Regions from separate parts of the Mus musculus genome. Here region 1 is linked to region 2. A link is a loop called in an ENCODE intact Hi-C map of the cell type or tissue named here. Cell type or tissue: left cerebral cortex. All regions are shown on one strand. Links, peaks and the distances in the headings refer to the core of each region. The heading gives the core; the rest is flanking DNA. Region 1 overlaps Per3 (period circadian clock 3). Region 2 holds the start of Camta1 (calmodulin binding transcription activator 1).

The links. Hi-C counts contacts between places; a loop is a spot of excess contacts. Peaks named below come from ENCODE experiments on the same cell type or tissue, not always from the same donor. Only the 100,000 strongest peaks of a DNase experiment are listed, where the experiment ranks them.
Region 1: it touches region 2 in a loop (2.7-fold over the local background); 4 of 42 quality-filtered maps call a loop at or near these places.

What each region holds. Positions count from the first base shown.
Region 1 is chr4:151,040,309-151,043,215 of GRCm38, forward strand. Per3 (period circadian clock 3) reads right to left here. Exons shown (of 21, transcript NM_011067.3): 3 at 2,368-2,483; 4 at 964-1,165. Among named protein-coding and RNA genes, the nearest start is that of Per3, 2.9 kb to the right of the region's middle. In left cerebral cortex, for the core only: a CTCF peak has its summit at 1,443; DNase peaks (open chromatin) are centred at 1,352 and 2,418; H3K4me3 peaks cover 1,215 bases; H3K27ac peaks cover 534 bases.
Region 2 is chr4:151,859,914-151,862,820 of GRCm38, forward strand. It overlaps Camta1 (calmodulin binding transcription activator 1), which reads right to left and starts at 1,855. Exons shown (of 24, transcript NM_001081557.3): 1 at 1,712-1,855. The coding sequence starts at 1,756. All of the region lies in intron 2 of Gm42357 (a long non-coding RNA gene), which reads left to right. 9230110K08Rik (a long non-coding RNA gene) reads left to right here and starts at 1,831. Exons shown (of 2, transcript XR_390981.3): 1 at 1,831-2,907. In left cerebral cortex, for the core only: a CTCF peak has its summit at 1,211; DNase peaks (open chromatin) are centred at 681, 990, 2,108 and 2,618; H3K4me3 peaks cover 1,789 bases; H3K27ac peaks cover 1,129 bases.

The sequences.
Region 1 (2,907 bases), core at 165-2,664, 820 kb before region 2:
AGTTCAGTCCGCAGAATGCTTGCCTAGCCTCATGAAACCCTAGGCTCAATCTCCAGCACTGCTAACGATGGTTTGGTGGTATCTGCCTGTAATCTCATCACTCGGGGAGTAGAGGTAGGAAGATCAGAGTTTAAGGCATATTGGCTGTAAGGCAAGGTTGAGGATAGCCTGGGCTACAACAAACAGACAACAGAGAAAAGAGACTGAAATATAAGAAAAGGCCGATGCACGTGGTATATACTGAGCTCTTTAAGAGATGATTCACAAACAATGTAAGGAGCAACGAGCGACTTTAAAAAGAAAATCACACGGACAGAATGTCACAGAGAAAACTGTGGCCAGGCAGATCTGTTCAAGTAAACCAACAATTCTCAAGGCAACCAAGTTACTGGATCCATGAACTTTCAGGGGCCAGAAAAAGGGAATCCGAGCTCTCAGAATCTTACCTATAAAGTCACATCTATTAGACAAAGACATCATGGAGTCAACACAAGAAGAAAGTATGTCTTTCTAATTCAGAGGGAAGAGATCCTGTACCAACCAAAGCTATTTTTCATACAGAGTATGTGAAATCTCACTAAGTAAAAAGAAATGCATTGGTCTGTTAGTTATTAAATGATAAAAATACTATTTTGCTGTGCTTTTTTAAAAAAGAAGAAGAAAGCCTATAGCTGTGGTACGTGTCTTGAAATCCACACTCAGGCAGAGATGGGCACATCGCAGAGTTTGAGGCCAGCCTGGTCTACAATGCAAGTTCCAGGACAGCCTTGGCTACACAGAAAACCTTATCTCAAAAAACAAACCAACACCAAAGAAATAAAATAAATAACTACATAAACTAAATAAATAAATAAGGGAAATGACATGGATTATATGTTGAAAGTAACATGTTAACGTCTGTTCTATTTCCGAGAGAACAACCCGATCTTAGTGCAAGCCACTCAAGCAACATTGGTCTCATACCTCTTTGGGTCCAGTTGTTCCAGAAAGGAAGCTGAGTTGGAGCAGTGTGCGCGTAGAACGCCCTCACGTCTTGAGGGGCAAGCAGGTCGACAAAGTGCACGCTCTTGAGGAAACCCCTCTTAGAATTCAGGATCAAAGCAGCCTGCTCAGAAATGTGCACTAACCTTCCAGACAGAAACGAAAACACGGCCGCGAAGGTATCCTGCAGGAAATATTTAAAACAGACACGGAAGAACTCACAGACAACGCCTCTGCAAAGTCAGGTTCTTCAGGATTTCTATCACGACACATACACCCAACACGCACACACTTGTAAAGATAAAAAGCTTCCTAGTTTTCTCCAGCATGCTCCTTAACAACTACTATAAAAAGCCTACCATGCTTCCTAAAAGTCTAATCTCTATGCCAGAAAGCCCACACCAGCTTCCATGCAGACTAAATATATACAGAGTGCACACACTTTTCTGCAAACTGCGCTCCCCACCAGGAGGGACTGTCTTCTTGTCAGCAGACTCTGCGCTTAAAGCCCAAGCTCAAGCACTCCTCCTCCACAAAGCTGCCCCTGACAGACCCCATTACATAAGAATTGCATCTCAGACCTGTTTTATTAGCCACTAAGTTCATTTGTAACCAGCCATTGTGCTTCCTAGCACGGACTTGTTTCCCTGTCTAGACGGACTGCGAAGATTTTAGAGGGCGAATGTTTTCTTAAAACTTGCTCTTTAAACACCTACCACATCACTGTGCATGTTAGCAGAACAGGCTCTATTATGTAACACTACACAACTCCTGTTGTAGAACTATAAAAAATCATTAAGTTATGATGATGTTGGAGTCTAAATACCAAATGAAGGGAATCTCCACCATCAACACACTATGAGGCTTAATTACTCTGTCAACAAGAAGAGATTAAAAATATAAATATACCACTAAATTTCTCTTCTAAAATGTCACTACAGAAATGACATCTCAACTCACCTGTACTACAAAGTCCAGTGGTTACAACTTGAGGAAGTAGGTATTGGAACTAAGAATGATATAAATAGAAAGTAACAATTTGGAGATTAGAATACGATGCAGGAAATTACTCTGCCACGTTTTGCTTGTTGCTTTTTTTTTTTTTTTTTTTTTCTTTTTCTGTGAGAGAACAGGGGATGCTGAGGGGGAGGGCATTACCTGCTGGCTAAGCACAGGAAACTATGATACAGCACAAGGGGCCAGGGGTCGCGTCTACCTTCAGACAGGATCTCTGGTATGGGCAGGAGACCTCATAGTACCTTTTTAGAACTTTCACCCTTTTTTTTTTCCCTCAGCAAGTGAAACTTCCAGTGACTATTTTAACACCCAGAAAAGGTCCCTAGGAAGAGTCACCAGGTGGAGATGGCAAAACTCATTAAATCTTACTGTGTTCTTAGAAGTATGTTCAGAAGCCAGAGCGGTGAGGTCCTCAAGACTGTATACAGTCACATCTGCCTGGTGTGCTCCGCGTGGACCGAGACTCTGGAAAAAGTCACTGTTTGCTAAGAAAGACAGGGAGATAGACACACAGAGTGGTGACAAGCGTATCTTTAAGAAGTCATTTCTCAGCACGCTAAGGTTGGTGTATTTCCTTAGATGACGATCCCTTACGTGGGTTTCCCTCAAAACCAGGTGATTTTTTTGTTTGCATCAAGGATATGGTTAGGAATGCAAGGTTAGGTATGCAAACTCAAGACTATGAGTTTTATGAATCCTGCCTGCTCTGGGTTACAAGGAGCAAGATTCACTAGAAGTTCTAAAGCTAGTTAATAAAATCAAAGTCCAGATACACACATATATTTTTTTAATGGAGGAAACACTAGAATTCACAAACTATTGATCACAGACTGAGCAAAGCGGTTTCTGCTGGGGGAAGGAAAAACATTTGTTCTTTGATTTAGTCTATTTTGTATATACTACAACTGC
Region 2 (2,907 bases), core at 268-2,767:
AACCAGAACAGCAAAAAGTAGAGAAATTGCCCCTTTGCTTGAAAGGTGCAAGATCCAAAGAAATGTTTTGATCCCACTAGAGACATACCAGGGCCAAAGGAAGATTCTGGTACAACAAGGAGCACACAAGCTACCTCTTCTCAAATGGCATGTGGGCGACAAGGGTGTCTACACTCCCTATTCTGGATAGAAAGGCATATGGCTTCTCCTTACCCAGCCAACATGAATACAATTTGAGAAAATTAGAGAAAGTCAAGGTAACAGGCTCACTAAATATGGCTGACTGGGAAACAGGAGCCATAAGGAGGGTCTGAGTTCTCTCAGAAAAAAAAAAAAAAAAGAAGAATTGGGAAGTTTATTTCCAAGAAAGATTCAAAGACTTCTTGAGAGTGGGATGCATAAAGTCTGGTTCTTTCTGCTCAGAAGACAGGAATCAGAACACCAAATTCAAGGGCACTGGACCCTTTTCCCAGTGGGATAGTGTTAACTGGTGAAGGGTGCCCCCTAAGATCCAAGAGTGAACGGGAAGCAATAGATCCTTCTTTTCCTGCAAGAAACAAGTACTGAGGTCCCTTACACTCAAGTGGTAGGCACATCGGAAGTCCTGCCTGCCCTACATCTTACTGGGGCGCCCACCCTGGCCCAGACAGGGAACTCCAAGGAGAGAGGCAGACAGCTAGGGAGAGGAGCATTGGAGCGTCCGGTTTTCCCAACAAGAAAGAGGGCAACTCGAAGGGTGTTCAGGAAATGAGCTCACCCTAACCCAGGAAAGTGTACGGAAAGAGTACAGATCTGGAAGAAGTGTCTGCCTGCCTATTTAGAAATGACTTCAGAGCTGCACAGGGCCCCACAAGCCACTGGGTGAGCTAAGAAGGAAGAACATGGGTAGCCCCGAGTCCCCTTGTCCTGGCCAAAAAAAAAAAAAAAGATTAACCCAGCGTGCAGAGGCTCCGCGGCCCCACGAGAGTCCCCTCAAAAAGGGGACAGGCTGACACGGAACCCTCAGTGCTCGGAGAGGATCGGGGTCACGGAAGGTAAAGGGCATGGCAGTGTGGAGACCCCACCCTCCCGGTAGTGAGGGTGCAAGGGCAAGTGTGGAAGAGCATGCTGTGAGGGGCGGGGAGGCCGCGCGAGGACCCCGGCCCTGCTGGGGGAGGGGTCGCCCGGGGCCTCGGCCGAGGGGCGCTCGGCACGAGGGGGGCCCCCTGGCGGGGACCCGCGCGGGGACACCCCCCACGCCGGCGCTAGGAGGCGCCGCGCGGCCCGAGGGGGGCTGTGGAGGGGAACGTCCGGCCCTGACGCCGCTACGGCCGCCGGCACCGGTGCCCGCGAGCCCCCGCGGCCCGGGAAACTTTCCGCCCCGCGGCCCCCTGACACCCCGACCGACACGGCGGGGATGCCCCGGGCCGGGTGCGGGAGGCGTCGCGGCTTCTCCTCCTCCTCGCTGGGCCCGGCCCCCGCCCCGCGCGCCCCCCGCCCCGGCCTGCCGCCCCCGGGGCTGGGTGCGGGGCGCCCCGCTCGGCCGGCCCGCGAGTCACCTCAGGACTCGGCCGCGCTCCGCCCCCCCCACCCCGCCGGCGCCCTCCCCGCGCCCGCCGCGCCCCCGCGCTCGCGCCCCGCGCCGCCGATGCCCGGGATGTCCGGCGCGGCCCCGGGCTCGCCGTGTCGCCGCCACCCTGACAGCCCCGGGCCCTCACGCTCCGGCTCTCACCTTCCGGCTTGTTTTCGGCAGCCATTTCCCCTCCGCGCGCCACATCCTCCTCCTCCTCGCGACCGGGACCCCGAGCGCGCGCCTCGTACCGCCGCCGCCGCCGGCCCAGCCACCCCGCCGCCGCCGCGCACCCGCCCTGGCCCCGCCCCGCGGCCCACGCACAGCGCCCACTGGTTGGTGCGTCTGCCAGTCACGGCTCCCGCGACCAATCGGACCGCACCAGGGGTCTCACTACTCTCCGGGAGGAGCGTCCTATCCACCCTGTCCATTGGCTGATCACCACCGCACCGACTAAAGTGATTGGCCTGGAATCAACGCCCCCTCCCCACCCACTCCCGGGAAAACCCGCCCTCCAGACCTAAACAAAGCTTCCTAGTGGACAGAGGTCGAAAGGATGGCCCAATCAGGATGAGGCTGACACGGAATATTTCCTCGAGGCCGAGACGTGGTGTTTTGATTGGACGTCACTACAGTGTTTCCCAAGCCGTCCAGACCAATCAAAGGGGGTTCCCGGAACTCGGGAACGGCTGTGGGAAGCCCCGCCCCCCAGCGTGACCGTCATGAGGAAGGCGCTCGCTCATTGGTGTGCTGGGGCTTTTCCCGCGTGCTCCGGGAGCTGAAGGACGTTCCCGGGGAAGCCGCTGCTGGCGCGTGGGGGTCCCGGTGTCTTCGGAGGACACGCTGGGATCTCCGGGATCCCGCAGCCTGCGGCGCTGGCGGGGGGCGGCCCTGCCGGAGGGATACGTAAGGCACCGAGGCGTGCCGGTTCACAGCGTTCCCGAACCGTTTAGCCGAGAGTCGGGGCGTCGCTGCCCGACACGGGGGAGGGGCGCACCTCCCGGCAGACCACGCCCCTCGGCCAAATCCCGCCCCTTCCTGGCCTCAGCCCCGCCCCCTCGGCCGGCGCAGCGTCCCCGCGGCCACCCTACGCTCCCGCCTGCCTTGCGCTCCTCTGTCCCCTTTTCTAGCGGCTTAAAATACTGAAACTTTATTTTGGTCACGTTGCCCATGTGACCGGCGGAGCCGATGAGTCATAGGTGCCTGTCCCAGGCTGCAGCCGCGGATCTAGGGCTCGGAACGCTCGACCTCGGCTAGCCTAGCCAATCCCTCCCGGGCTCCCGGCGCTTCGGTCGGGTTCCAGCCGCAGCTCCGCGCAGCTCTCCTGCCTGTAGGTCCACACCGGAGAGATTCGCACG